2 separate regions of the Mus musculus genome follow, and region 1 is linked to region 2. The links are chromatin loops, found by intact Hi-C in ENCODE. Cell type or tissue: heart. All regions are shown on one strand. Links, peaks and the distances in the headings refer to the core of each region. The heading gives the core; the rest is flanking DNA. Region 1 holds the start of Gm38415 (predicted gene, 38415). Region 2 holds the start of Rpl18a (ribosomal protein L18A).

Region 1 (15,234 bases), core at 2,616-10,615, 310 kb after region 2:
AGCCTCACCCATCCAACAAAGGTGTGATGGTTTATATGTGCTTGGCCCAGGGAGTGGCAGGTGTGGCCTTGTTGAAGTAGATGTGTCACTGTGGATGTGGGCTTTACAATTCTAATCCTAGCTTCCTAGAAGCCACTATTCTGCTAGCAGCCTTCAGATGAAGATGTAGAACTCTCAGCTCCTCCTGCACTATGCCTTTCTGGATGTTGCCATGTTCCTGCATTGATTATAATGGACTGAACCTCTGAGCATTTAAGCCAGCCCCAATTAACTGTTGTCCTAATAAGAGTTACCTTGGTCATGGTGTCTGTTCACAGCAGTAAGACCCTAAAAAAGACAAAAGGTAAACTATGAAATTATCATCTAAAGTTATACTAACTGCAAAATCCAGATGGCTAAAGGTTAACCTGAGAACGCAGCCAATAACAGCCAGGATAACATGGCACCACCATAGCAGAGATATCCTGTTACAGCAAGCTCTGAGTACCCCAATATAACTGAAACAAATGAAAATGACCTTAAGTCAACTCTTATGCAGATAATAGAGACCTTTCAATAGGAATTGAATAAATCTTTTAAATACAGGAAAATACAATCAAATGGGAAGGAAATGAATCAAACTGTTCAAGCCCTGAAAATGCACATAGAAGATAAAAAGATAACACAAACTGAGGGAGTGCTGGGAATAAAATCCTCAGTAAGAAAACAGAAACTACAGACACAGCAACACCAACAGAATACAAGAGATGGAAGACAGAATCTCAGGTGCAAAAGGCATGACAAAAAAAAATTGATACTTTGGTCAAAGAAAATGTGAAATCTGATATCTGCCCAATCCTTTCTGAGCTCCATCTTCTAGTTCAACAACTCTACCTGTAATCCCCAGGCCCACAAGGCTGGCTGCCTACAGGGAGGCCTGCTGCCACCTTGGACAACCAGTCCCAGAAGCCTGTTACTACCAAGAACAACCAGGCCAGCCAACACCAGAAATAACCATATGGCTAAAGGCAAGCACAGGAACACAACCAACAAAGTCAGTCTAATATGGCATCATCAGAACTCACCTCTGATTTTCAAACACTCCTGAAGAGCAAGGCCTTGAATCTCCTTAAATGACCTTTAATTTCATCTTATGAAGATGATAGAAACCATTAAAGAAGTAAATAAATCTCTTAAAGACATAAAGTAAAATACAATGACTATGTAGAGGCCTTTTAAGAGGAAGCATTTCCCTTTAGAAATACAGGAAAATATATTCAAACAGTTGGGGGAAATGAATAAAACTGTTCAAAACCTGAAAAATGAAATAAAAGCAATAAGGAAAAAACAATGTGGCAACCCTGAAGATGGAAAACTTAGGAAAGAAAAGAGAAACTACAGGCACAAGCATCACCAACAGAATATAAGAGATGGAAGAGAAATCTCAGGCATACACTATACAATAGAAGAAATTAATACATTGTAGAAGAAAATGCCAAATCTAAAAAGTTTCTCACACAAAACTTTTGGAAATTTGGGACCAAACTTATACAAGAACCAAACTTAAGAATAATAGGAATAGAAGAGGGAGAAGACTCCCAGTTAAAAATCCCAGAAAACTTCAACAAAATCATGAAAGAAAACTTCCATTACCTAAAAAAAGAGATGGCTGTATATGTATAAAAGCTTACAGAACACCAATAGACTGAACCCCAAAAGAAAATCCTCCAGCCATGTAATAAAACACAAAATCTACAGAACAAAGAAAGGATCTTAAAAGCTTCAAGGGGGAAAGGCCAAGTGCGATACATAAAGGCAGATGTATCAGAATTGCTCCTTCTCAACAGACACTAAAAGCCAGAATGACAGGCCTCCTCAGATGTCTTGCAGACAAAATGCCACCTCAGGATACTATACCCAGCTTAACTTCCAATCACCATAGATAGAGAAAACTAGACATTCCATAACAAAACCAAATTTAAATGGTATCTATCCACAAATCTAGCCCAACATAAAATATTAGAAGGAAAATTCCAATCCAATACAGTGAACCACACCCAAGAAAACACAGGAAATATATCGTGTCATGCCAGCAAAAACAAAGGAATTAAAACAGACACATACATACACACCACACACAAACACACACACACTATTGACAATATTAGTAAATAGTGACCATTGATTATTAATATATCTCAATAACATTGGACTCAATTCCCCTATAAAAAGATCTACCACACCAAAATACTATAATGTATGTATGTGTAATATACATACATATATATATATATGTACATATATATATACACACACAAATGTAAAGAAAATGGAATATGTGTAGTATAGGAGTCAAAAGACAGTCAATGCATAAAAACAAAAGAGAGACATCTTTCACAATGGCAACACTAAGCTAATGTGTAATTCTTCTTCCTGACTCTCAAATATTGGCAGGTAACAGAAGAAAAAGTTGTCATGGTGTCATGTGCCTAACTACCTGCTTTTTTATTAAACTAATAAAATTTATTATAAAATCAACATTTTAAAGTCATCAAAATAATTTATAATATTGAAATTCCTCTTAAATATAAATGATGTCTTCTGAAGCTAAAAATAAAACACACTCAACCACTTTTAAAATTTATTTGGAACATTAAACATGATAGAATTAGAAAAAAATCTCTTTTTTAATTGGATATTTTCTATATTTACATTTCAAATGTTATCCCCTTTCCCAGTTTTCATCCCTCCCGGAAACACGCTATCACATTATCCCTCCCCCTGTTTCTATGAGGGTGTTACACCCACCCACTCCCACCTCCCCACCCTCAATTCCCCTATACTGGCATCTATCGAGTCTTCATAGGACCAAGGACCTCTCCTTCCATTGATGCATGACAAGGCCATCCTCTGCTATGAATATAGCTGAAGACATGTGTACTGCTTTGTTGATGGCTTAGTCCTTGTGAGTTCTGAGGGGCTGGGGGGGTCTGGTTGGTTAATATTATTGTTCTTCCTATGGGGTTGCAAACTCCTTCAACTCCTTCAGTCCCTTCTCTAACTCCTCTATTAGGGACCCCATGCTCAGTCCAATGGTTGGCTGCTAACATCTGCCTCTGTTTTTGTAAAGCTCTGGTAGGTCCTCTCAGGAGACAGCCATATCAGGCTCCTTTCAGCATGTGCTTCTTGGTATCCACAATAGTGTCTGTGTTTGGTAACTGTATATGGGATGAATCCCCAGGTAGGACAGTCTCTGGGTGGTCTTTCCTTTAGACTCTGCTCTACACTTTATCTCCATATTTGCTCCTGTAAGAATTTGGTTCTCCTAAGTTTCATGTGGTCTATGAATTGTACCCTGGTTATTTTTAGCTTTTGGGCTAGTATTTACTTATCAGTGAGTGCATACCATGTGTTTTCTTTTGCATTTGGGTTACCTCACTCAGGATGATATTTTCTAGTTCTATCGATTTGCCTAAGAACTTCATGAAATCATCTTTTTTAATAGTTGAGTAGTACTCCATTGTGTAAATGTACCACATTTTCTGTATCCATTCCTCTTTTGAAGGACATCTGGGTTCTTTCTAGGTCCTGACTATTATAAATAAGGCTGCTATGAACACAGTAGAACATGTGTCCTTATTACATGTTGGAGCATCTTCTGGGTATATGCCCAGGAGTGGTATAGCTGGGTCCTCAGGTAATACTGAGTCCAATTTTCTGAGGAACCACCAAACTGATTTCAAGAGGGGTTGTACCAGCTTGCATTCCCACCAGCAATGGAGGAGTGTTACTCTTTCTCCACATCCTCGCCAGCATCTGGCTGTCACCTAAGTTTTTGATCTTAGCCATTCTGACTGGTATGAGGTGGAATCTCGGGGTTGTTTTGATTTGCATTTCCCTGATGACTATGTATGTTGAACACTTCTCTAGGTGCTACTCAGCCATTCAATATTCCTCAGTTGACAATTCTTTGTTTAGCTCTTTACCCCATTTTTTAATAGGGTTATTTGGTTCTCTAGAGTCTAACTTCTTGAGTTCTTTGTATATATTGGATATTTACCCTCTTTCAGATGTAGGGTCAGTAAATCTTTTCCCAATCTGTTGGTTGCCATTTTGTCTTATTGACAGTGTCCTTTGCCTTACAGAAGCTTTGGGATTTTATGAGGTCCCATTTGTCAATTCTTGATCTTACAGCACAAGCCATTGGTGTTCTGTTCAGGAATTTGGCCCTGGTGCCCTGTTAAACTATAGACCAGGCCTGTCAGAAAGCCAGATAGGCTATCCACAGACTGCCTGCCCTTCTGTTTCCCTAGACCCAATTCCAGAGTCTTGTCCCAAGCACTGCAACAGAGCACCAGTTTCAGCCTTCCTGAGCCCTGCCCATATTTCCTGTGGATTCCAAGGGATATCTTATAAGTTCCTTTCCACCATTCATTTTGTTGTATCCCAGATGCTAACTTCAGCAGGTACCCTTACTAACCCAAGGGCTGCTGTTCTCAGAGCAACATGTAGTCTGAAGGCAGACCCATACTGCTCCTACTGTTTCTGAAATCCAACCCACCCACATCCCCACCTCTGTAGCTAGAAACCTGTGGGACTGTGAAAGGCAGCCTGTTTTCTGGTCAAGCGAGACTTACTCTGGAGACCCAATAGAAACTCTACAAGGGATGGAACAGTGAGCCATGCTCCCAGACACATAGGTGCCTGACACCATAGAGCCCCCAACTCCATAATCCTGTGACTATAAGTCATGCAGACAATGTCCCAAGCTCCTGGCATTCTGGCTAGACTACACCCCCACAGTTACCTGACAATAGCCAGGTATGCTCCTCCCTACAGTTACTTGGCAACAACAAGGTAGCCCAGTCCACTATAAAAGGAACTGCTAGGCCCCTCCTTGCTCTCTTAAGCTCTTACCTCTCATTCTTATCTCTAGCTCACTTTCTCTCCCTCCCTTTCCCCTTCTCTCCACATGGCCATAGCCAGTCTTTCTCTCTTTCTCCCTGCCTTTCTACAATAAAGCTCTAAAACCATAGACTGTCTCTGTTCATCAAGATCCACCATGCTTGAGCAATGGAATAGGCTTTCCTCTAAAGAGCCGTGTCTAACCTTCTGCCAGAAGGCCTTCCTGCACTCCAGCCACGGACTGGACTAAGTAAGGACTCTCACCCAAGTGGGAACCACCTAGCACTCCCTCTCCCCCTTTCGGCCCAGGGGCTGGCTGAGCTGCCCCTGGGGCCCCCACTTTGTTCTCAGTGCTTCCTCAACATACAGCAACATCTGGGATGTTGGAGACTGAGAAACTGTTATCTCTGGCCTTTGTGAGGCCCAGAGACCTTGGACTGCTCCCTGTCCATCCACCCAACCCTGGCCCGCCCCCCGAAAGGGTTCTGTGGCTTCACACAGCCAGAAACCCACCTGGGGCTGCGTGGAGAGCACGTGGCAGTCCTCCACATCTGCCTGCCCAGAGCACCAGAACTCTGGCGGGATGCGGGTTCTCTCCCATCCTTTTTATTCCCCCATGCCTGCTGCCCTGCAGAAACCTACTGTGGTCTCTCTTTCCACTCTGAATTCTTTATGAATGGATCACAAAGACCCATTCCTCTAACTTTTCTTCCTCTAAATCATGCCAACTACCCATCATCTGACACAAGTAGGAATTTCCTGTGAACACATCAATGAACAAATAAAACAGGTCAACTCACTCTCTGAAAATCCAGAGAGGAAACAGACACCAAGTGTCTTAGTTAGGGTTTTACTGCTGTAAACAGACACCATGACCAAAGCAAGTCTTAAAAAAAAAACAACAACAACAACAACATTTGATTGGGGCTAGCTTACAGGTTCAGAGGTTCAGTCCATTATCATCAAGGTGGGAGCATGGCAGCATCCAGGCTGTCATGGTGCAGGCAAAGCTGAGAGTTCTACGTCTTCATCCAAAGCTGCTAGTGGAAGACTGACTTCCAGGCAACTAGGGTGAGGATTTTATGCCCACACCCACAGTGACACACCTACTCCAACAGGTCACACCTTTCCAACAAGGCCACACCTCCAAATGGTGCCACTCCCTGGCCCAAGAATATACTAACCATCACATTCCACTCCCTGGCCCCCTCAGACTTTTCAAACACATGAGTCTATGGGGGGGCCATACTTAAACATAGCATGATGCAAAATGCACTTAGTCCAACTTTCAAAGTCCTCATAGTATATAGCAATCTCAACAATGTTAAAAGTCCAAAGTTCAAGGTCTCTCCTGAGAGTCATCCAATCACTTAACTGTAATCCCCAAAGAAAGACAGGAATCTAGCTGGGCAAATTCCAAACTCTGCATCTCCATGGCTGATGTCAAAGCTGTCTTCAGATCTCCACTCCTTTTTCATCTTTGTTAACTACAACAAACTGCTTTCTCCTGGGCTGGTTCCACTCCCTGTTAGCAGCTTTCCCCAGCATGTATCCCATGGCTCTTGCATCTTTAACATCTTTGAGTCTCCAAGGCAGTTTCAATGTTACAGCTTCTTGTTTCAGTGTCTGGGATTCCACTTGATCTTTTGGGTTCCTCCTAAGGGCTGGCATCACTTCTCTAGCTCTGCACTCTGTAGTACTCTAAGCTCAGGTTGATCCACTTCACTATGGCTGCTGTTCTTGGTGATCATTCCATGATACTGGCACCTCCAATACACTAGGGTGTTCCACTCCAACTAGGCTTCACCAATAGCCTTTCATAGGCTCTCTTCATGGTCCCAAGCCTCAAATCTTTTGCATGACCCCTTCAGTCCTGGGCCATCAACTTCAGCTGAGGCTACACTGAAAGACCTCTGAAGGGAGACCCTCACTCAAGTCTCGGGATAATAGCAGACCCCCAAGTACTCATGAGAGACCAAGCTTGATGCAAACCACACGAGGCTTTATTCGGGGAAAGCCAGAGCTCTGGGGACGACTCATATCCCATGCAGGGGTAGAGGAGTCGACCCCGAGGGGGAAGGGGTCCCAGTTTCTTCTGTAAGGATGTCCGCACAGCAGTAAACAGGTGAGGAGTCATCCGTTTCAGGCAGGAAGGTAGCAGGATTGAGGATAGCAGGAGGAGCAAACATGACCCATTCAGTCAGCAACAGACTCTGGTAGTGAGTGGGTCATCCAGGCGTTTGTCATCCATTGGTCTGGGGGCTGGTGGATAATGCTTTCAAGAGTGGGGGGCTACCACAGTTATTTGCTGTCCCAAAGTTAATTTGTCAGCATCCTTAATGAGTAAGGCTACTGCAGCAACAGTCTTTAAACACGTGGGCCATCCGCTGGCCACTGGGTCCAACTTTTTAAATATGTCACGGGCCCCTTCTATAGCCCTAGAACCTGAGTAAAAACTCCTCTGGCCACCCCTGCCCTCTCATCAACATAGAGGATAAAGAGTTTGGTTAGATCTGGCAATGCCAAGGCTGGCACAGTCAACAGGGCCTCTTTAATATTTTCAAAGGCTCTCTGATGTTCTGATGACCATCAGAATTCTCCATTTTTTTTGGTCAGGGGGTACCAGGGGGCAGCCATTGTGGTAAACCCAGGTATCCAAAGTCTGTAGAACCCAGCGGTGCCCAAGAATTCTCTCACCTATCTTGGAGTAGCCAGTGCTGGTATTTGAGTCACAGTCCTTTTTCCTTGCAATAGGCACAGTGGTCCTTCTCTAAAGTCTTCTGGACAGATCTTTTTTTTTTCCAGGTCTAGGTTCCCTGTTACCCAAGTACCCTGTCTGCCTATTCTCTGGCCTATTCTCTCTTTTATGTTCCCCTACTACTGCGGCCAAAATCCTGCTTAAATTCCTCTCCTGTCTTCTATACCTCTTATTCTCCCTCTCTTCTTCTTCACACTTTTCCCTCTCTTTCTTCTCTTCCTCTGTCTTTCTCTTGGGATACACCTTTTCTGCCACCTTGACTAAATCTTGTAAAGCCATGGCATGTAATCCTTCTAGTCTCTGTAACTTCCTCTTAATATCTGATGCTGATTGCCCTATAAAAGCCATAGCAACTGAGGCTTGTTGACACTCAGAGGCCGGGTCAAAAGGAGTATAGCATCTATAAGCTTCCATCAATCTTTCCAGAAAAACAGACATGGGCTCTGTAGGGCCCTGCATCACCTCTCTTACCTTAGCCAAATTGGTGGGGCGTCTCGTCGCTCCCTTTAGACCTGTGACCAGAGCCCGATGGTAAACTGCCAACCTCCCCCTACCTTGAGCCATGTTGTAGTTCCAATCTGGCCAGTCCAGAGGGAACCCAGCGTTAATCTCATTAGGTAGGTTGGTTGGGACTCCATTCACTCCAGGAACATTTTTCTGAGCCTCCCCAGGAGAATGCGCTCTTTTTCTTCAGTGGTAAACAGAACCTGGAGGAGCTGCTGACAATCATCTTAAGTGGGTTGATGAGAAAACATAAGAGACTCCGGCCATCAGGCTGGCCAGATTCTCAGAAAAGGAGACATGGTAGGGTCTGCAGAGATTGTGGGTCCGAGGGCAGGTCGGCTACAGCTCGCAAAGGAAAAGCAGAAGTGGTGTCAGGAGCGCCATCTGCTGGGGGACTCTGGGCTCGTCGGCTCTGGGTCCCAGTCACAGATCTTCTGGCGTGCCACCAGTGGTCTTAGGGCTGCTGAGAAGCAGGACCCAGTCGGGGTAGAAGGTAGGGTGGAGTGGAAGGAGCTTGGGGGGAGCTGTGGGTTGAAGAGGAGGCTCCGTTTTGGGAGGAACCTTTTGGTTTCACTTTTGTTCAGGCTCGGGGAGCAGGAGCAGTTGGAGGAGGAGCTGGCACTGAGGACATGGGAGCCCCATGCACCTTCTCACTGCAGGGCCAGAAAGCGCACTGGTCCAGGCAGGGTCCACACTGCCACTGCCTCTGCTGCCACCACTGCTGTGCTTACTGCTTCTTAGGGCAGAAAGAGAGGGAGCTGTGCTCCTCACCCACCCGCATGCATGAGAGGGGGGGGTGCTCCGAGACGCTCGGGGAATCCATGGTTTGATTTATGGCAGTGAATTCTATACATAAAGCCAGTGACAATGTAATAGTACAAGGAGGTTATGTTCTAGTTCCTAGTTCTAGGTCCGCTCTGAAAAACAATGGCTTTAACTTCAAAGATATGAGTCAAATCAAAAGTCCTCTCTGGTGGCCATTCTACATCAAAAGCCGGCCACTCGGAGGCGCAAAAAGTCTGCCAAGGTCCCTTCTTAATTTCTACTGAAAGATTATGGGCCCTTGATCTAACTTCAGTCCAGTGGTCTAAAGTCAAACTTGGGGGGGGGGTCGTTAAAGTCTGTCCTATTGTCCAATATCATGGAAAACACGAAACAGACTCAAAAAACACATACACACTGGGAAATGCCCATCTTCTAACGGACAGACAAAACCAATTCAGAAATGCAAAAGGTCGGGGAAGTGCGTAAGTCCTCCAGTCTAGGAAGACTACCAACTCTTCACTCCCCACCCCAGACTGGAGTCCTTCCCCTCGCTCGGGGCATCCCCCAGAGTGGCACAGCCAGTGATTCCAGCACGTCTGCTGTTCACACTCCATGCCTCACCCTGAGGAGTGGGTCTCCGTTTCTCACAAAACATCGCAGCTGCAAATTTCAGCACTGAACCTCGCCAGCTCACAGAATTATTTTTAGACAAAAAAATCTCACCTCCAAGTGGGTCTTCGGAGATATGGGTGGTCGCACCAATCCTGGATGAGCCCCCAATGAAAGACCAATGAAAGGGAGACCCTCACTCAAGTCTCAGGATAATAGCAGACCCCGAAGAACCCACGAGAGACCAAGCTTGATGCAAACCACTCGAGGCTTTATTCAGGGAAAGCCAGAGCTCTGGGGATGACTCATATCCCATGCAGGGGTAAAGGAGTTGACCCTGAGGGGAAAGGGGTGCCAGTTTTTAAGGCCCTCAGGGGGGGAAAGAAGAAGGGGGGAGTAGGGGATTTCCAGATCTAAGCAATGTAAAATGATTGATTTCTCAAGAAATGGGTATGGGAGGGAAACAAGGAAAGAGTCTAATGCTGGTGCAGTAACTCCGGATTGGCCCCAGCTGTGGTTGCTGGGGAGATTTTCTGATTCTATCCCAATATCACAAACATCTGGCAGTGAGGTGCATCAGTGGGCACATACCTGGGTTCAAGGAACGGTCAGGACATTGGCAGACACACAGTTTCAAGGAGTGGCCAGAGCATTGTGCACCTCTATTTTTCTAAATCAGTGAAGCTACTTCTACTAACAATGAAATCTATTTTGCCACTTTCAGGGCTTCTATGACCTTTTACATTCTGTCAGGATCTTTCAACACCTTCTCCAATGGCCTTTCATGACCTCTCACAATGCCAAGCCTCAGCTGTTCTTCATGACACCTTCATGCCTTCAAAACCAGTACCACCTGGGTGACTATTACACATTACCAAGTCCAGCCGCAGCTTGAGGTACAACCTTGGCTATCTCTGGAACACAACTTCTTTGTGCCCCCAGAAAACAATTTCCAGAAGATTTCACCTCAATGATGATGGTCTGTTCTTAATCATTGCTAATTTCTTAGCTCCAGCTAACCAGCATCAATTGTCCCAATAGTTCCTTCCATTCTTAACTCTAAAGCCAAAGCCACATGGCTGAGCTGCTGAGTTCTGCTGCTTGCAGGAACTAGAACATAACCTCCTTGTACTATTACATTGTCACTGGCTTTATGTTTTCCAAATCCTTCACTGCCTAAGCTTGGCTGTCCTGGATCTTGCTCTGTAGATTGACCTTGAACGCAGAGATCAGCATGCCTGTCTCCTGGGATTAAAGGTGTGTACCACCAGGCCTGAATCTAAATTTAGCTGGGTAGGAACTTGCCCTAAAGTTCCACTCCCTTAATCTGTTATTTCCCAGAACACAGGATTTTGCTCCATTTCACTTCCTGGTACCTCTTTAATAGTTGAACCATATATTTTATATTTCTCCTTTCTAAGTTTGCTCTGCTTGTTCAAACTTCTCTTCATAAGACTTAACCAGAAAACAAAGTCTCTGCTGGGCTTTTTGAAACTTCCTTTGTCAATGCAATTAATCTGAGTCTCTTCACTTTAGTCTTGGGCAGACTTTTCAGACAAGGGCAAAAGGTAGCCACATTCTTCACCAAAATAACACAAAAACAGTCTTTATGCCACATTCTGAAATTCTTCTCGTTTGAAATCTTTTGGGCCAGGTTCAAATTACAGTTCAAATTACTCCCAGCAACAAAGTCTTCCATATTCCTACTAGGATGATCCATTAATCCCCATTTAAAGCAATCCACTGCTTTCCAAATCCAAAGTCCCAAAATCCACATTCTTTCAAATACAAGCATGGTCAGGCCTATCACAGCAATACCCCAGTCCCTGGTACTAACTTGTCTTAGTCAGGGTTTCTATTCCTGTACAAACATCATGACCAAGAAGCAAGTCTTATAAAAAACAATATTTAATTGGGGCTAGTGTACAGGTTCAGAGGTTCAGTCCATTATCATCAAGGTGGGAGCATGGCAGCATCCAGGCTGTCATGGTGCAGGCAGAGCTGAGAGTTCTACGTCTTCATCCAAAGGCTGCTAGTGGAAGACTGACTTCCAGGCAACTAGGGTGAGAATCTTATGCCCACACCCACAGTGACACACCTACTCCAACCAGGTCACACCTATTCCAACAAGGCCACACCTCCAAATGGTGCAACTCCCTGGCCCAAGAATATACTAACCATCACACTAAGTAACAAAATATCCACTAAACCAAGGCAAATCAAGAATTCAGCACCTAGACCTGAAATCACTCCGAACCTAGATTCCTAGATGACAGCATAAGAACATAATCAATAACAGGCAAGGCAATATTTCATCACCTATCCTACCTATAGCTATCCTACCACAGCAGGCCCTGATTATTCCAATGTAACTGAAGAAGAAAAAAAGATCTGAAAACCAAATATAAGAAGATAATAGAACTTAAAAGAAGTGCTTAAATCCCCTTTTAAATTTTTCAGTAAAACACAAACTAACAAGTCGAGGAAATGGATAAATCCTTCAAAGAAAGCCGGGGAAACAGAAACAATTGAGGAAAATGAATAAATCCCTTAAAGAAAACTGAGAAAAAATGAACAGATGAAGAAAAGAAGGAAAACTGTTCAAGACCTGAAAATGGAAATACAACAATAAAGAAAGCAGAAATAGAAGGAATACTGGAAATGAAACATTTACAAATGTGAACAGGAATTACTAAGGCAAGCTTCAACACAACACAAGAGATGGAAGAGAGAATCATAGCCATTGAAGATATGATAGAACTGGATACCTTAATCAAAGAAAATGTTACGTCTGAAAATCTGTAACATAAAACATCCAGGAAATCTATGGCGGTATAAAAAGACCAACATAGAAATAATAGGAATAGAGGAAAAAGAAGAATCCATGCTCAAAAGCCCAGGTATTTTCAATAGAATCATGGAAGAAAATATTCCTAACCTACAGAGTGAGATGCCCAGAAAGGTGCAAAAAGCACAGAGAACACCAATAGATTGGACCAGGAAAAAAAAATCCCCAGCCACATAAAGATTAAAATACTAAGTATACAGAGCAAAGAAAGAATATTAAAAGTTGCAAAATAAAAAGACCAAGTAACATGCAAAGATAGACCTGTGAGAATTATACCTCACTTCTCAGTGGGGACACTAGAAGCTAGAAGGGTGGACAGCTGTGCTACAGACTCTAAGAGGCCACAGGTAGCAACCCAGATTACTGCCACACTGTCAATGACTATAGTACAACTATAGTAAAACTCATCACCAAAGATGTTGTAAATAATAAAGTAAAATTTAAACATTATTGATCTATAAATCCAGTCCTACAGAAGATGTTTCAAGAAAAATCAAAGCTAACTCCACTCATAAGTATACAGGGAGTAAATAAGATCACATCAGCAAAAACAAAGAATGAAAATGCTTGCATGTACACACACACATGCAGAGACCACAACCACCACCACCATTACCACCACCAACACTGATCATTGATATCTCTCAATTACAATTGACCCAATATCCTAATGAAATGACACAGATTATCAAAATAGATTGGAAAATAGGACCCATCCTTCTGCCAAATACAAGAAAAACATCTCAATATTAAGCTTATACATTATCTCTGAATAAAGTGTTAGAAAAAGATATTCCAAACAAATATACCTAAAGAAGCAAGCTGGTACAGCCATTTTTAATATCTAACAAAATAGACTTCAAACCAAAATGAATCAAAAGAGATGTGAAAAGACACCCCATACTCTTCAAAGGAAACAAAATCAACTAACTTCACATTTTCAGTCTTAAAATCTATGCCATAAATACAAGGACACCCACTCTTGTAAAAGAAGAAGAGGAGAAGGAGGAGAAGGAGGAGGAGGAAGAAGGGAAAGAAAAAAACCCACCACTAAAGTATAAATCCTATTTTAACACTCAAACACTGTATATGGGAGGCTTCAATAACCCACTCTAACCAATGCACAGGTCATCCAGGCAAAATCTAAACAGAGAAATACTGCAGCTAATAGCTGTTATCTTTAAATGGACCTAACAAATATTTACAGAACTTTAAACCCAACCCCCCAAAATACACCTTCTTTTCCAAACCTCATGGAATTTTCCAAAACTGATCACATACTCTGCCAGAAAATAAAGTCTTCTCCAACAAGAAAGTTGAAATAACTCCTTGCTTCCTGTCAGAAAACCATGGATTAAAACAGAATATCAACCACCACAGGGCTGTGGGGGACAGAAAACTTACAAATTTATGGAAACTGAAAAACTCTCTACCAAATGAAAAATGGGTCAATACATATATGAAAATAGAAAATACTCCCAAATTTTAAATAAAAAATTGAAAACACGCCAGGCAGTGATGGCCCATGCCTTTAATCCCAGCAATTGGGATGCAGAGTTAGTGGATTTTCTGAGTTCGAGGCCAGCCTGGTCTACAGAGTGAGTTCTAGGACAGCCAGGACTACACAGAGAAACCCAGTCTCAAAAAACTAAAAAAAAAAAAAAAAAAAAAAACACTACATCCAAACTTACGGGACACGATAAAAGCAGTGCAAACAGAAAGTTCATAGCCCAATTAAAATGGGAGAGATCTCATACAAGCAACTTAACAGCACATCAGAAGGCTCTAGAAGCTGAAGAAATAAGCACACCTAAGAGGAGTATACGGCAAGAAATAATAACTCTGAGAGCTAAAATCAGTAAAATAGAAATGAAGGAAATGATAAAAAGAATCAATGAAACAAAGATTGGTTCTTGAGAAAAGTCAACTAAAAGACAGTGAACATCCAAATTAATAAAATCTGAAATAAGAAGGGATATAACAGACACCTAGAAAATCCAGAGCAACATAAAGACATACTTTAAAAACCTATACTTGGAAAAAATTGGAACATCTAAAAGAAATAGATAATTTTTTCAGTAAGATACCACTTATCAAAGTTAAATCAGAACCAAATAAAACAATTGCATTAGCCTCCAACCCCTAGAGAAATAGAAGCAGCCATTATGAGACTCCAAACCAAAAAAAAAAAAAAAAAAAAAAAAAAAAAAAAAAAAAATCCCAACACGGCCAGAAAGTTGTAGCACAGAAATCTACCAGATTTTCAAAGAAGAGCGAATGCCAATACTACTCAAACTATTTCACAAAATGGAAAGAGAAGATACATTACCAAATTCAGATTATAGGGTCACAGTTACTATGATATTCAAACCACTTAAAAACTCAACAAAGAAAAATAATTAGACACCAATTTTTCTCATGGATATGGACACAAAAATATTCAATAAAATACTTGCAAATCAATTTCAAGAATATACCCAAAAGATCATTTGCCATGATCAAGTAGACTTCATCTCAGACATTCAGAGACAATTCATCATGAGAATATCAGTGAATGTAATCTTCCTTCTAAAGTAAAACTTAAAGAAAGTCCATGGCTTTAGATTCTGAAAAAAGCCTTTCACAAAATCTAATGTCCCTTCAGGATAAAAATCCTGGAGTGTTCAAAGATACAAGGGACATATCAAAATATAATAAAGCAAACCTACAGCCAGCCTATACTGTAGCACATATGAGTAGACAACATTAGCCACTCTCTCCTTATCTCTTCAATAGAGTACCTGAGGTTCTAGCTAAAGTAATAAAACAACTGAATATCAATAAAGTACAAATTCAAAAGGAAGAAGTCACTGTCGTTACTTGTAAA
Region 2 (15,234 bases), core at 2,562-10,561:
TGAAAGGAGCCAAGCAGCTACTTCTGATTCACAAATGTATTTCTCCCTGCCATTCATAGAAATCTGAGCCTCCATCGCCGTACATAAACAGCAACCAGAACATGCCAGTCCCTTAGGTGGCACAGCCAATCAGGGGACCAGGAGAAGACTAGGCCAGAGTCTCAGGCAGATCCAGCTGAAACCAGTTCACTGCTGGGCAGGAGCCAGGAAAGGCAGGGGGCCAGTTTTGGCACCAGAGTGACCATGGGAAGGTAAAGCTCTGTCAGGGCTGCTGGATCCAGCCGCACCTGAAGCTCACATGTCTATCAGTCTTTATGTAGGAGAGGACACGGGCACAGTTAGGCAGGCTGCGGCTACCTCAGGTGCCAGGAAGCTGGAGTGGTGCTGCCTGCCTGAGGTTTTCCGCGTGTCAGCCACCACAACCCACTTACCACGGTCGTGTACAAGGTGCAGATGATTCCTGTGGACAGGAGCGATGCCCAGATGTCCAACCCGGTCACTGCAAAACACACCCCCTGTCAGGTCTCCCTCATCCTGCCTGCTCATGTAGGGTCCAGCCTGGGCTCCTGGCCCCTCCCGCTCCCGACAGCCAGACCTTGGTTCAGGATGAGCGCAGGTGCGTAGATCACGATGCCAGTATACAGCATCTGTGGGTGGGGAGGTCGGTGATGGCAAGGGGCGGGCAAACGGGTTGGAGGCAGAAAGAAGAGAGCGCGGATCAGGCAGAAAGGGCGGAGCCAGGTTGCAAGAAGGTGTTTTTAGGTAGGATGGGGTGGAGCTAGGTGAGAGGGTGCCCATAGGCAGAATGAGGGCAGAGCTATAGGCGTGGTCCTTGTATGTCCCAGAGAAGCTTAGCTCAAGCTGGAAGGGGGCGGGGCCAGGTAGGATGAGGGGTGTGGCGTGAGGTCAGGTTGGAGCGGGCTATGATAATTGCTCGTGTGGGCGTGGCAGGGCGGGCAGCTCGCTCACCGTGGCCACCAAGTACTGCAGCGTCCCGCAGAGCCGGACCGCTCGGCTGAAGCGCAGTTCTAGGTACTGCAGAGGGAGCCAAGGGCTGGAGGTTACCGGGCAAGTGACCCCTCAGCCATCCTCACTGTTTCTACTCTGTTCCGGAGTGCCCAACTGAGCTTACAGAGTCTCTGTGTAGGTTAAGCCGGCTTGGAACTCGCAGCAATCCTCCTGCCAAAGCTTCTCTAGTACTGAGATATCACACATGGGACTTCATATTGTCGCTACACTTGTTGGACCGTTGTTTCAGGGTGCCTAGTTGCGCCCTCAGATTTGAAACTGGGGTATCCCTAGGGAGTCCAAACTGGCCTGGTACTCATGGCAATCCTCCTGCCTCAATCTCCCTAGTGCTGAAACTGCAAGTGGATGCTATTCCGTTTTCACTACAGTTGTTGAGCGTTTGGGAAATCCTACACCTCACTGCAGGCGTTTGAACTCTGTCGGGCGCCGGTGGGTGGCTGGTACGGGCACTCGCAGGGACAGGTGTCAGCGGGAGGCCACTGCCCCGAGGCTGCTGCGAGCTGTGGGGCCCGGACTGGCTCTTCCTCCTTCCTGGCCCTGCCCGGTGCCCGCGGCATCTTCCCGGAACCTTCCCATGGGACCAAGTCCCCTACCTGGTAGGTGCTGGTAAGGCCCAGGCGGTAGAAGATCGGCAAGAAGAGCAAGGCTGTGAGCAGCGAATTGAGCAACTGGCCCACGCACATCCACAGAAACTTGAGACCGTAGCGCGCTGCCTCCGCGGGGACCCCGAGCACCTGCACAGCCGACATGAAGCTAGCGGCCAGCGACAGCCCCACAGGCACTGCCGCCAGCTGCCGGCCCCCGGTGAAGAAGTCGTCGGCGCTGCGCTGGCCGCCGCGGGCCAGGCCGACCCACAGACCGATGCCCGTGGACACCAGCAGCATGGTCGCGAACACGCCGTAGTCCCAGGGGCCGAAGGTGGCCCGGGCCCCTGCCTCCGCGCCCTCCATGGAGACAGGTAACTCGGAACGGAGAGGATGCGGAGGACGTCGGGGACTCTCAGAGCGAGCGTCGTCGCAGCGCGAGTTCCTGCTGGGCCGTCGACCCACAAGCTTTTCGCGCGGCGGATTTATTGGGCTCCGGGGTCAGCGCGGCCCCGCCCCCAGCCTGGGAGGCGGGCGCGACCCGCACCCTTTCCGTCCTGGGGCGAGCGGGCCTTCAGGGGTGCGGGCAACGGGGTTGGGGGGACACTAGCGTCTCCTGACACTTTCTCCCACATCTAGGGCTTGTTCCGTGTAGAGTTGTGAACAGACAGGAAGGGCCTTGGACGGCTCAGACCTCCGCTCCCCTCTGTTCACACAGCCTGCGGGAGTTAGGAACCAGAGCTACGAGGAACCCAGGACTGGGGTTCACTTTCGGGGACTTCCGGGCCCCATAAGGAAAAACGAGACTCGAGCCTTCCCCCCAGAGAGCATCTGCCTTTCTCCGCAGCGTGGGAGAAGGAACTGTCCACCCTTGCTAACCCGGTGGGAGGCACTCAGGTTCTCTTTGGAGAATTTCTTCCTTCTGTTTAGGACTCAGTTTCCCTACCTGCACAGGGCAGTCTGGACCTATGGTTGTATGTGTGTGTATGTGTGTGTGTGTGTGTGTGTGTGTGTATGCGTGTACGCACGCGTTTGAGGCTGAGTCTCATGTAGCTCAGGCTGGTATGGAGTCCTGACCAAGGCCCACCCTACCGGCAGGAACACAAGTGTGCACTACACCTGACCTGGCTGTCCTCCCCTTTCCTGTTCTCTTCCTTTCTTTCCCACAGGCTGACCACAAAGGTGTGTCAATCCTGCCATGGCTTCCCTAGTGCTGGGATGACAAGTGAGGGTTCATTGGATACCCATTTCTCCCTTCTTGTCGCAGGTACTTTGGCATACCTGGGTCCAGAACAGAAGTTTGCTGATAGTGGCTTTCAAGGGACCCAGGGCTTGGGATGATGCAGAACTGTCACCGGGACCCTTTTCTGGAGAACTGGCCGTTTCTGGGGTGTTCAGGGTTGATTCCCTATTGAGCCACGTCTGTACTTCCCGGGTGGTCTGATAAGTAAAACTAAGGCACACGCCCCCTGGTGGCCTCATATGCTGTATACTGGCTGGACTGCCTGCCTGGAGGTGCTGGTTAGGAGGGAGGCCTGGCTAGGGCAGTCTCCTAAACCTAGGTGGCAGGCGGGCTTGAGGGCATTACTGATGAGGTTGAAAGGGCTTTTCTCTTCTTATTAGACTTTATTTTATATTTACATGTGGGTACACTGTAGCTGGCTTCAGACACACCAGAAGGCGGCACTGGATTCCATTACAGATGGTTGTGAGCCACATTGTGGTTGCTGGGAACTGAACTCAGGACCTCTGGAAGAGCAGTCAGTGCTCTTAACTGAGCCAATCTCTCCAGCCCGGGGTTTCAGGTTTTTGCAAGGCTTCAGAATGGGTAGAACTAAGATGAGATGACACATGTATTCTGAATGGGAAGAAGCACTAACGCAGGAGGGAGGGAAGAGTCTTCCCGAGGCAGCGGGACTGCCATGTTGGGACAACACTTGCAGTCATGACCTGTGCCTAGCATCAGGGAGAGCTGGGGCTGGTCGTGTGCCTACCCAATGTTTCTTTTGGTGTAGCCCTGACTGTCCTGGAACTCACCTTTTAGACCAGGATGGCCTCGAACTCAGATCTGTCTTTGCCTCCCTGAGGGCTGGGCTTAGTCTCACACCAGGTATCTTCACAAACTCCCCAAAACAAAACTTAATTATGCACGTGGGTGAAGGGGAGCTGTATATGAATTCTGGCGCCTGCAGAGGCATCTGATATCCTGGAGCAAGAGTTACAGATGTGGGCCTAATACAGGTGCTAGGGACAAAACCAGGTTAAGAGAAGGAACTTTTCATGGATTCTTCAAGGTTCCAAAGCAGCAGCCACTGGTTCTACTCTGCACAGGGAAGCAATGCAGTCTGAGGGGTCACCCATTCCTTTGATGTGGGACCAATGGACTTAATGGGAAAAAGAATCATCTATAGACCAGATGCCCTCTTATGGCTTTCACATGTTATCTTCTAAGTGCCATTCACACATTGCTATCCCTGAAAGTACTCTGGGCCATGTGTAGACATGGAAATGTCTACAAGGGGCCAGAGGCAAGTCCCTCAGAGGTAGCAATTGTAGGCAACTGCAGTAGGTTCCTCCCTGTGACAGAACAGTCCCAGGAAGCTTCAGGCCTGTGCCCTTTCAAGATTGGGCACCATGATGATGCCGTGCTGGCTGCACCCAACAAAAGGAACCCCCATGTTTCCTCCATCATTCACCAAAGCGTAACCCTGTCCCCATCTAAAGCTTGCAAGCTCACTGTGGGGCTTGGCTGGCCTCATTTCCACCTAGCTGAAGCTTAGAGCCAGCAGGATAAAAAGCTCAACCAGGTCCCCAGGCTTGGATTATAGTCATGTCTGGAATTCTTAGGCCTGAGACAGCAGCACCCTGGAGTCCAGAAACAGACTGCTACCCCTCAGTGTCACAGGCAGGGCTCAGGCTATGTCCTAGACAAATCGTAGTGGGGCTGAAGCTAATCTAAGGGGATACACACCTATGGAAAGATGCCACTGAGCAAGGCTGACAGGCAGGTGAGCAGGGCTAGCATGTTGTTAGGGACGGGACCAACTGGGACCTCTCCAGGGACATAGAAGCAAACAAGCAAGGACAGTCTCAAGTTTTTATTCAGTGGGTCTCTGTGTCTAGAAGAAGGTGTTGGGCCTCTTGGTGGTGAAGCGTGGCTTGTGCTGGCGCCGCAACACACGGTGGGGCAGTGGGAATTTGATCTTGGAGTCCTGTGGGGAGGGAAGCAATCAGTGTCCAGAGACTGTCCGTGTGCAACCACCCCCTGCAGCCCTGCGTCAGCCCCACACTCGGGGTCACTCACGTGGAACTGCTTGACAGCTGGCCGGCGGCACTTGCCAGCTGCAATCTCTTCCACCTTCATGATCTGGATGGAGTGGGCACGGGCACGGTGTCGGGCACCCATGTCTCGGTCTGTGGAAAGAAAAGAAAATCAGCCCCAGCCACCCAGAATGCCCCCACATTCTGTAGAGCCTACTGATTCACTCTGGGGGGCACTGCACAGCCCCCCAAAGGCGACGAAGCCCCTTTGCTGTGTGCACCACTATTTAAACAGCCGCTACAGGCAGCGACAGTTCTTGGGTTGGGTGCCAGAAATTGGCAGAGGGTTGGAGACTCACAGCACTGTGTGACTGCACCAGCAGTGGTCAGGTCCCTGTACTCCCGATACATGTTGTGTGTGCCACTGCGGGAGTCATAGCGCAGCCAGATGCCAAAGTTCTTCACACGCAGGGGTGACTTCTCAAACACCTGTGGGGAGTAGGGAGGACATGAGGAGTGCTGCCCTGGCTCTGATGGTACCCAGCGACCGGCATCCTGTGGGGCCCCAGACCTCACCTGTCCGCAGTACACAATTTCCCCGGATGACTTCTTCATCTTCTTCAGCTGTGACACAAAGTACCAGAAGCGGGACTTGGCCACCACATGGTTGGGTGCAAAGATTCGCATACGGTACAGTGGTGGTGTGTGGCATTTTGGGGTTGGCAAGCAGCGCCCCACCACCTTGTACTCCCGAAGCTGAAAGACATGTCAGGAGAGAAAGTTGTCTATGTGGGGGAGGGGTGTGGAGGCAGAGCCGGCCTGAGATTCAGTCCTCCCACAGGCAGGGGTGTCCAAAGTGGGCTCATACACTCGAGCCCAGTGTGAGGCAAGTCAGAAGGCTTGTGCTCCGCTACGAAGCTGCCTCAGGGTCTACATGTGGCAGGCTGCTCTGCTCTCCCTGAAACTCCAGGCCAAGATGGCAAAGGTGGCTCACGTCTTTAATCCCAGAGCAGGAAAAAGGCCATTTGTTCTACAGAGAAACTGTCTCTGGATTGGGACTAATTGACGATTCCAGACTAGCTTTTCACCAAGAGTCCGAAGGATTGTGTCCAACACACCGGGGCCAGTATGAGATCCGGCACCCTAGGCTACCGTCAGCCAGCCTTTAGAACTAGCTAAGGATGATTCTAGCGACGCTCTGCTTCGATTTCAAGTGCCGAGATAAGTGGCAGCAGGCTCGGTGTAGCCAGCGCTGGGGACAGGCCGCAAGCTTACCAAATGCTCTCTAAACCTAAGGCGGGCCGCGTGTCCACTCCAGTCTAAATAGACCAGGTTAGCTTTAAACCTCATAAGAGACTAAAACAAGCCAGCCGGGCGTGGTGTCACACGCCTTTAATCCCAGCACTCAGGAGGCAGAGGCAGGCGGATTTCTGAGTTCGAGGCCAGCTTGGTCTACAGAGTGAGTTCCAGGACAGCCAGGGCTACAGAGAAAACCCTGTCTCGAAGGAAAAAAAGACTAAAAGAACCACGGGGCTAGATTTGGCAACGAAAAGGAGTGTAACGCTGATATACACGAAAAGGCGGAGGGCCTTCCGGTGCACCCCGATCTAACCCGCTCCGTCCTCGGCCGCCCAGCACGCGGCGGCCGCCATGTTGGCCGCAAGGAGGCTGTGGGCGAGGAGAGCTGCCCGTAACCGCTGAGGGACCCTCGCGACGAACGCACCACCACCCCGGAGGACACAGCCAACCCGAGCGGCCCTGCCGCCAACGCCGCACCTTTTGCCCCGCCGCGGCCTCCTTACCGTGCCCGAGGCCTTCATGGCACTGCGCACTCGTTCACCGCCAGTCACAAAAGGAAGTGTTGTCTTTCGCGCAGGCTCTCACCATGGTCTCTGACGGAAGTCCCGCCCTCCTGATGCGGTGCTTCCATTGGGTACAGCTAGTAGCGGTCTAAGTTCTTGGCTTTTTTATTGGGTACCGATCAGCTACGTATAAGTCCCGCCTCTCTTCACGGAGACTACAGTTCCCAGAGAGCAGCGCGACGGGCCTTTGCAAGTTTCTCCCGGGACGCCCCATCGTCGTGCGCGAGGGATCCTGGGAGTCTACGCGTAATCGTGGTTCCTAGTTAGATTCCGGATTTTTAGTTCTCTCTGTCTCTCTCTTTTTTCATCTTTTTCTTCCCACTTTCTACATCATCCTTCTGTGTATCTACCCATCTATGACCCATCATCCATCTTTTTTATTTGCTTGCACCACCTTCGTGTCTGGTGCCTCGGAGGCCCGCAGAGGGCGTCAGTTCCTCAGTGCTGGAGTTAAAAGTTGTGAGGTGAATGCTGGGAATCGATCCCTGTATGTGCTCTTAGCTACTGCTGTTCTCTCTCCAGCCCCATCTATCTTTTTCTCTGTCATTAGTTTGGTTTGTTTGTTTGTTTTTTACTGTTTATTGAGATAATGTAGCCCAAACTAGCCTGTAACTCACTGTAATTCTCCTGCCTCTTCCTAGTTCTTGGGATGCTGGAGTGTGCCACCTGCCAGCCCACGTAACTATTTTCTTTATAGAATTGTATCAGAGCTGTGTCACTCTGTCTTAACTTTGTCATTTTCCTGGCCAGGTCCTGTACCTGAAGGCGACAATATCCGCCGTGTGTTTCCGCTAATGGCCACTAGGTGGCGAGCGCGTTTTTTGGCTCAGCCGCAACGCAATGCAATGCTGGGATGTGTGCTTCTAGGTCCCCCATTTCCATTGTGCTCAGGCGCATTCAAGTGTGATCCCTCAGTTTCCCCAGCCGCATTAACACTCCCCGTCCCATAAGATAGTTGTAAGATTTAGAAATTGGGCGTGGTGTTGCATGCCTGAGGTCTTACAAATGGGAGAGTGAGCCAGGAGGCTCAGGAAAGATGGCCTTGGCTACACAGAAAGATCTCATCTTACAGCCTTCCCACCCCAAAATAAACAGCTTAATAACATGTCGGTGTGCAATGGGCAGGCTAGGACACAGTCCACCTCTGCTGGAACACATTGCTCCAACCTGTGTTCTGGAGGCTGCTGAAGTGGGGTAGATACATTCTGTAAGATGCAGGACAGATGCTGGGGTGCAAGCTGTGCCCTGAGAGGGCACAGGGAAAGGAATGGAGAAACAGCTGTGTGAGGAAAAAGTTGGTATCCACAGGCCCAGCCTTAACCTTGGTCTGGGCTTTGATGTAAATTCAGAGTTTACAAGACCCTCAGCTGGGTGAACAGGACAGGTGCTGGCGGTTCAGTTTCACTTCCTGCTTTGCAGATGCCCCCCTTGGCCTCTCCTGAGTGGCGACAGGCTCTAGCCTTAACAGACCTCCTCTCCAAATGGCTCCTCTCCTAGGGGCTATGAAGAATCCCAGCAGGGCCACCTGTTGGTAAGACCTCAGGTTTCTGTCACAACAGCCCTGTCACCACAGGCTAGTGAGTATTCTGGACTTTGAGGTCCACTGACTGGCTTGTCCCCTGTGCCTTTGTTCTTCTGCAGTACACCTGTTAATCTGGGATCTCAGGCCACCTGCTTTTATCCCTCAGTCCCTAGGCAGAGATGTCCCTGCCTTAGTAACTTCAGTCCTGTGCCTTGCAGAACTAGGCAGGATATTGTAACCAGTCCTCAGACCCTAAAATGCCTTCAGACCCTAAACTACCTAGTACCCTGGGTTTCCCTTGTCTGCAACAGGCCTTACACTCTGAGGAGGAACAGACCCAGACATCTGATCCTCAGTACAAAGGACATTTATTTATCCCCCCAGGGACAAGCAGGGGTGGGGGGAGCTGCCTCTGGATTGGGCATAGCAGGTGCTTCTGCAGGAGTGGGTTTTAAGGAGAAAAAGGGAAGTCTGTGCTAGGGTGACTAGGTAAGTCCTGATTAGACAGATCAGCTAGTGTAGACAAATAATGACTTTTGATAGCTGGACCTTGGTGTTTTATTCAGGCATAAGGAAGTAGCCCTTGGTGGCTAGCTTGGGGAATGTAATCTAATGGCTCAGCAAGGGAGAGGGCAAGACCTGCTGGTACCACGTTTACCATGCTTGGGTCCTTCTCTGCGCCAGGACACCTGCCTTTCCCACTCTGCCAAGTCCACAGGGTCTACCCTCAGAGGGCCTCACCCCTCTTTTTGCTTTTTGAGACTAGGCCTCCCTATGTAGCCCAGGTTGGTCAAAGCTTGCTTTTGTTTATTTACTTATTATATGTAAGTACACTGTAGCTGTCTTCAGACACTCCAGAAGAGGGAGTCAGATCTCATTACAGATGGTTGTGAGCCACCATGTGGTTGCTGGAATTTGAACTCAGAACCTTAGGAAGAGCAGTCGGCGCTCTTAACCACTGAGCCATCTCACCAGCCCAAAGCTTTTGTTTTAAAAGTAAAGTTTTATCTTTTTTTTAAAAATATACGGCCATACAAACAAACAAACAATTTCTAAGAAATCTTGGCCCAACTCTTCTGTGACAACATGCTTTTTTTTACTACCCAGACAGGGTTTCATGTAGCCCAGGCTGGCCTTGACTCACTATGTAGTTGTTAATGCCCCTGATTGCTCTTGCCCCTACCTCACCAGTGCTGAGATGATAAGCATCTGCCACAACACCTGTCACAAATGACACTTTTTTTTGTTTGTTTTTCAAGACAGGGTTTCTCTGTATAGCCATGGCTGTCCTGGAACTCACTCTGTAGACCAGGCTGGCCTTGAACTCAGAAATCCGCCTGCCTCTGCCTCCCAAGTGCTGGGATTAAAGGCATGCGCCACCACGCCCAGCACAAATGACACTTTTAATTGATTACTTGATTTTATTATTTTGAGACAAGGTCTCACTCTGTAGGCCAGGCTAGCCTCAAGCTCAGAGTTCTGAGATCTGTCTACCTCGGCTTCCCCAATGCTCCCATTAAGGTGTGTGCCACCATGTGCAGCTTATTCAGGGACTTTAAATAATTTATTTTATTTTATTATGGGTGTTCCCTGCATGTATATATGTGCACCACTTTTGTGCCTGGTGCCCACCATACCCCTCTCCCTTTGCCACTTCCCTCTGTGGGCCTCACAGGGTAATGGAAAGACCTGGAGATGTTAAAAAAAAAAAAACAGGAGAGAAAACCAGTGACAGAGAGACTGAGGTGGGAGAGCTGGTTTGCCATGTTTGTATCTTGCTAGTGACCCTTGGTGGTGATGAACCCTGTTCTCAGGGATGTTCCCTGGCTGTGCTCATAGCACTCCTGGGGTCATGCGGTCATGTCATTCTTGTTTTCTTCATATTTACCATTGAGCAGTTGGATTCCTATTAATTTGGAAGTCCCATGGCTCAGTCCACTATGTCTCAGATGACTCAGACATGGAGTGCTGCTGCTGGCCCTGGGCACTGGGCTGTCCCCAGTCTCTTTGTCACTGGTTTTCTCTCCTGTTTTTTTTTTTTTTTTAAACATCTCCAGGTCTTTCCATTACCCTGTGAGGCCCACAGAGGGAAGTGGCAAAGGGAGAGGGGTATGGTGGGACTTGCTTGTCACCCCAACATTAGGAAGGCTGAGGCCAGAGAGATCAAGAGTTCAAGGTCAGCCTGAGCTACATAAAATGTGATCTCAAAACAAAAAGAGAAACAGAAAAGAAGCTATTCAGCTGGCTCAGCTGGCACAGGCACTTGGCATCAAGCCTGAGGACCTGAATCAGGGCACTAGATCCCACTATTGTGGAAGAGGGGAACTCTTCTTCTTACTTCTTCTTTCTTCTTCTTTTCTTCTTCTTTTTGAGACAGGGTTTCTCTGTATAGCCGTGGCTGTCCTGGAACTCACTCTGTGAGTGAAGCTGGCCTTGAACTCGGAAATCTGCCTGCCTCTGCCTCCCAAGTGCTGGGATTAAAGGCGTGTGCCATCACTGCCTGGAGAGAACTTACTTCTAAAAGTTGTCCTCTGTCGCATGCACAAGAGTGGTTGCATGAGCACACACATGCAGAGCCTATTTTACCGAGTGTGGACCCACACACTTGACATACCAGCCACTCAGGAGACTAAGACAGGAGAAATGCAAAATGAGGCCATCTTTGATAGCAAGACACACCTCGTTCCAGATGTTCTCAGTTCAGATGGAGGTTCTGAAAGGGCCTCCACACAGTTACACATGTCAAAAAATTCCTGAATAGAGGACAGGAGAGATGGCTCAGCCTTGAAGAGCACTGGTTACTTTTCCAGAAGTTCTGAGTTCAGTTTCCAGCAACCACATGGTGTGATTCACAGCTGTCTGTAATGCCATCTGTAGTGGGATCTGATGACCTCTTCTGTCATGCAGGGAAACATTCAGATAGGACACTCACATAAACCATAAATAAATCTTTAAAAAGTTACCTATGCTCATGAATTATCAAACATTAAGATTTCATTAAGAAAACAAAAAACAAACAAACAATCAAACAAAACAAACGAAAGTGAAGTAAAGCTGGGTGGTGGTGGAGCCTTTAGTCTCAGTACTCACTGGGTGGTGGTGAAGCCTGCCTTTAGTCTCAGTACTCAGGAGGCAGAGGCAGGCCAGTCTCCACATAGTGAGTTTCAGGACAGCTATGAACAAGCAGGCGTCCCGCAAAATACCGAAAACAAGCAAACCAACTGAGTATTGTTGACAGTTCCTGTGGGTCATTTGCATGTAACTGCCTCACTTAGTACCAGCTGGATATGAACAGCAGGTGTGAGGGGCTCGGCAATCAACCAGTACAGACGTGATAGTGTAGAAATAAAGAGGAGTTGGGAGGAAGAGGAAAGAGGACCTGGCCTGAGGGAATGCTGTCACAGAAGCCAGCGCTAAAGGTGGGATGGAGCTGTCTGACTGGCTTGTTAGGGAGAAAGGAAAGGCATGGGATTGGTGCCAACTGGAGGGAGCTTGGCCCAGGGCTCCCGCAGGGAACTCCAGGAGCTGCAGGAGGCTGGCGGTAAGTCTATGGTAGCTGTCAGAGCTATGGCAATGGCTCACAAAGCTCAACAGGGCTAAGCTTGGTGCCCCACATCTGCCAGCCCATGGTTGTGAGGTGGAGGTGGGAAGATTCTAAGTTCCAGGGGAGCCTCCTTTATGTCTACCTAAAAAAGACTGGCTGGGGGCATGGTTCAGAGGAAGAGTGACAGCCTAGATTCACCCAGGGAGGGGCTGGGGTTGTGCCTCAGGGGAAGTGTGACAGGCTAAGATCCCACCGGGAGGGGCTGGGGCTGGGGCCTGGCCTATCAGTGATAATTTTGGAATTTGGGTTTCTTGAAAAATGCAGAAACATAAGAAAGTGTTTTTATTTTAACCCCAGGTGTGCAGATACGGGGGCTCCTATGCACTGGCTGCAGCAGTTGGCTGTGATTTATGTCATGCTCTAGCGGAGATGTGGTTTTGCTAGCTAATAAATACTATGATAGATATAGGATAGGTGGTTGTTGTTCAAGGGGGTTGACTGCGGTTTGTTGGTTTATACTCGAAGAAACAGGGATCTCTTTCCCCTTTATCCTTCTTTCTCTCCTATGTAGTGATTGAGGGTGAAACTGGGCTATAAAGGGTGGGAAAAAGAACCCACAAAGTTGCAAAGACCAGCTATAACTCAGGGATAGGGTGCCAGCCTAGACTCCCCCAGGGAAAGTGCTGGAATGTGGCTAGGGGTGGCTGGTGATGTGGAGCCCCAGGCCTGGCTGCAGAGGCAGAGAGGGATGTCTGGCTAAACAGCTTGGGAGTGTTGCGGAATAGAAAGTCTGACTGCCTCAAGGGCTCACAGCTTCCTCCCTCCCCTCCCCCCATCCCTGTCTCCACGGGGACCAGACAGCTGCTCCATTAGCTGACTGGATCTAGGTGTGGATAGAGGTGAAGGAAGTGACCTGAGTCCCAAGTGACCACTGAGTCTTTCTCTCCAGGAGACTTGCAATCCCCACGCCTTGACTCCCAACCGTAGGGATAGGAAAAGCTCAAGGACATTTCTCTCTCTCTCTCTCTCTCTCTCTCTCTCTCTCTCTCTCTCTCTCTCTCTCTCTCTGTGTGTGTGTGTGTGTGTGTGTGTGTGTGTGTGTGTGTGTGTATTTTGCAAAACTTGAGGTCCACAAAGCCTAATGAAAACCCTTTCCCCAGCTGACTCATGGCAGAGATGTACTGTGGAGCTCCAGGCCCAGAGACCAGATAATGACATTAACACTCACTACTAATGTAAGTGGTATGCATGCAGTCTGTTGTGCCCAAAGCTGAGAGACTGAGGCAGGAGACTCATCAGTTTGAGGTCACTGTGGAATGTATAGAAGTGGAAAAAAGAGAACAGTAGAGCCTTAGGCAGCAGGAGAGCTCACAAGTCAGCCAAGGGCTCCTGGGTTCAAATCCTGAGGGACTCTGTGAACATTAGCATGAAAAGACTGAGTAAATGAATGAGTGGAAAGTGGGGGATGTGCTGTTGGCTCCATTGTGCAGAACCCTCAAGCCTCCACTGTGTCCCCTGCACAGAGCAGAACCAGAGAGTGTGACCCTGCTGGTTTTCACCAGAGCTCCAGCTCTGATGTGGTGGTAAGATTTCACCGTGCAGCCCTGGCTGGCCAAACCCTTTCTACGTAGACAAAGCTAACCACATACAGACATCTTCCTGCTTCTGCCCCCTCCCCAGTGTGCTGGAATTAGATGCATGCCAACATGCCTGTCTCTTCTTTTTTAAAGATTTCTTAGTGTCTGAGTGACTGTGCATATGAGAGCATCCATAGAGGTCAGAGGGGGTGTCAAATCCCTTGGAGCAGGAGTTCCATGAAGTTGGAACCTGTGCTATGGGTGTTGGGAATGGAATGTGAGTCCCCTGCAAGAGCAGTTAAGACCTCTTAAGATTTGAGCTATCCCTGTAGTCGCTTGTGTTGATTTTACTACCCTAGTCTTTCCTGGGACTTGCTCTATTTTCCAGGTTAGCTTTGAACTCCCTATGTAGCCCAGGGTGGCCACAGACTGTCCAAGGTCACTCAGTCTTCTGTGATGAGTTAGGGGTGTGGAGATGCACTGCCAAGCCCATTCTGCACTGGATCTTAGCCAGAGGGCAGAGAATGGACCATCCCAGTTCTGTTTCCGTTATAACAACAGAGGAAATCACAAGCCATCAACTTCTGCAGGCTGACCAGTTAAGGGGGAGGAGTCAGGATTCAGGAAGGATATTGGCGCCAAAAGAGTATCCAGGAAGCTCAGACCATGGCTTGAGGACTTGGCTGATGCTACGGACTGATGGAGGAAGTTGGCTTGGGGAAGTCCTTTACAGAACGTCTGTCAGCAGCAGGCTTGATTTGGGTTCCTGATGCATCACACCAGTCCTGAATTGCCTTTGCTTGTTTTTCATTTATTTTAAAAGTCTGTCTGTCTGTCTTGTCAACACTGTGTACACCAGTGTTGGCCTTGAACTCACAAAGATCCTCTTGCCTCTGTCTCTAGAGAGATGATGAGGTTAAAGGCATGAATCTTTGTCTTTTTAAATTGTTGTTTCTTTTTGATATATGACTTGATGTAGCCTAGGCTGGACTCATATTTGTTAGGTAGTGGAGGTTGACTGTGAATGGAAGCACCTGGCTGGGCTTAGTTGTTTACTCCAGAGACAGAAGGCTCACTCTTGAGGGGAGCCAGCTGGTCCTTCTTGGGGTGAACAGCATTTCAAATACTTAACATGGAATGGCCAAAAAAGAAGTAAGATTGGACTGGGTGGTGGTGGAGCACACCTTTGAATTCAGCACTCAGGAGGCAGAAGCAGGCAGATCTCTGTGAATTTGAGGCCAGCCTGATCTAGAGAGCAAGTTCCGAGACAGCCAGGGCTACACAGAAAGACCCTGTTTCGAAAAACAAATAAACCAAGATGCAAGTTTGGGGTGAAAATGTTCCAGGTCTGAGTGGGAGCCACATAAGCAGTCTCCATCACACATAGCCCTAGTGAATCCCAAGCTGTCTACTGTCCCAACGTGTGGGAAGCTGTGGAGGCAGGAAGATCACAGTCCCAGGGTCATCTAGAGACAACCTGACTTGGTGTCAGATAGGCTTGGTGACTTTACCCCTCCAAAATGTCCTTTCTTCCAAAATGACCCGGCCCAGCACACACACCTAGCAAGCAGCTACACATCCCCAAGCTCTCTTCTGTCCAGGTTCTAACTCAGGAAGCTCGCAGGACCTAGCCGACTCTGGTTCTGTGCAGAACCCCTGTGATGGAATGAGTTTTCGGGGGACAGAGATTCTAAGCGTTGCTTAGCGGGAGAATGAATGAGGGAATGAATGAAAAATGAATGGATGAAATTTGGGAGGGATAACGGTATCTTAGTACACAGCCAGTCTCAGTCCTCTTCGGGCTCCCAAAGCCTAGCGGGCATTGACAGAGGGGTGGAGAGGAGGGGGCGCTTCC

What was found. Peaks named below come from ENCODE experiments on the same cell type or tissue, not always from the same donor. Only the 100,000 strongest peaks of a DNase experiment are listed, where the experiment ranks them.
Region 1: a loop joins it to region 2, with 9 times the contacts of the local background. A loop is called at or near these places in 11 of 42 quality-filtered maps.

Annotation. Positions count from the first base shown.
Region 1 is chr8:71,197,092-71,212,325 of GRCm38, forward strand. Gm38415 (predicted gene, 38415) reads right to left here and starts at 9,857. Exons shown (of 5, transcript NR_131056.1): 1 at 9,635-9,857; 2 at 294-327. In heart, for the core only: CTCF peaks have their summits at 8,343 and 8,640; a DNase peak (open chromatin) is centred at 8,670.
Region 2 is chr8:70,890,683-70,905,916 of GRCm38, forward strand. It overlaps Rpl18a (ribosomal protein L18A), which reads right to left and starts at 6,761. Exons shown (of 5, transcript NM_029751.4): 1 at 6,677-6,761; 2 at 5,451-5,630; 3 at 5,234-5,363; 4 at 4,918-5,027; 5 at 4,040-4,825. The coding sequence starts at 6,694. The coding sequence ends at 4,733. It overlaps Mir7067 (microRNA 7067), which reads right to left and starts at 4,888; the gene lies at 4,826-4,888. It overlaps Snora68 (small nucleolar RNA, H/ACA box 68), which reads right to left and starts at 5,174; the gene lies at 5,077-5,174. Slc5a5 (solute carrier family 5 (sodium iodide symporter), member 5) reads right to left here and starts at 2,075. Exons shown (of 15, transcript NM_053248.2): 1 at 1,623-2,075; 2 at 970-1,035; 3 at 596-647; 4 at 432-499. The coding sequence starts at 1,979. In heart, for the core only: CTCF peaks have their summits at 3,090 (motif pointing left), 6,547 and 7,508 (motif pointing right); DNase peaks (open chromatin) are centred at 3,089, 5,089, 6,829, 7,539 and 3 weaker places; H3K4me3 peaks cover 3,426 bases; H3K27ac peaks cover 2,464 bases; H3K27me3 peaks cover 1,204 bases.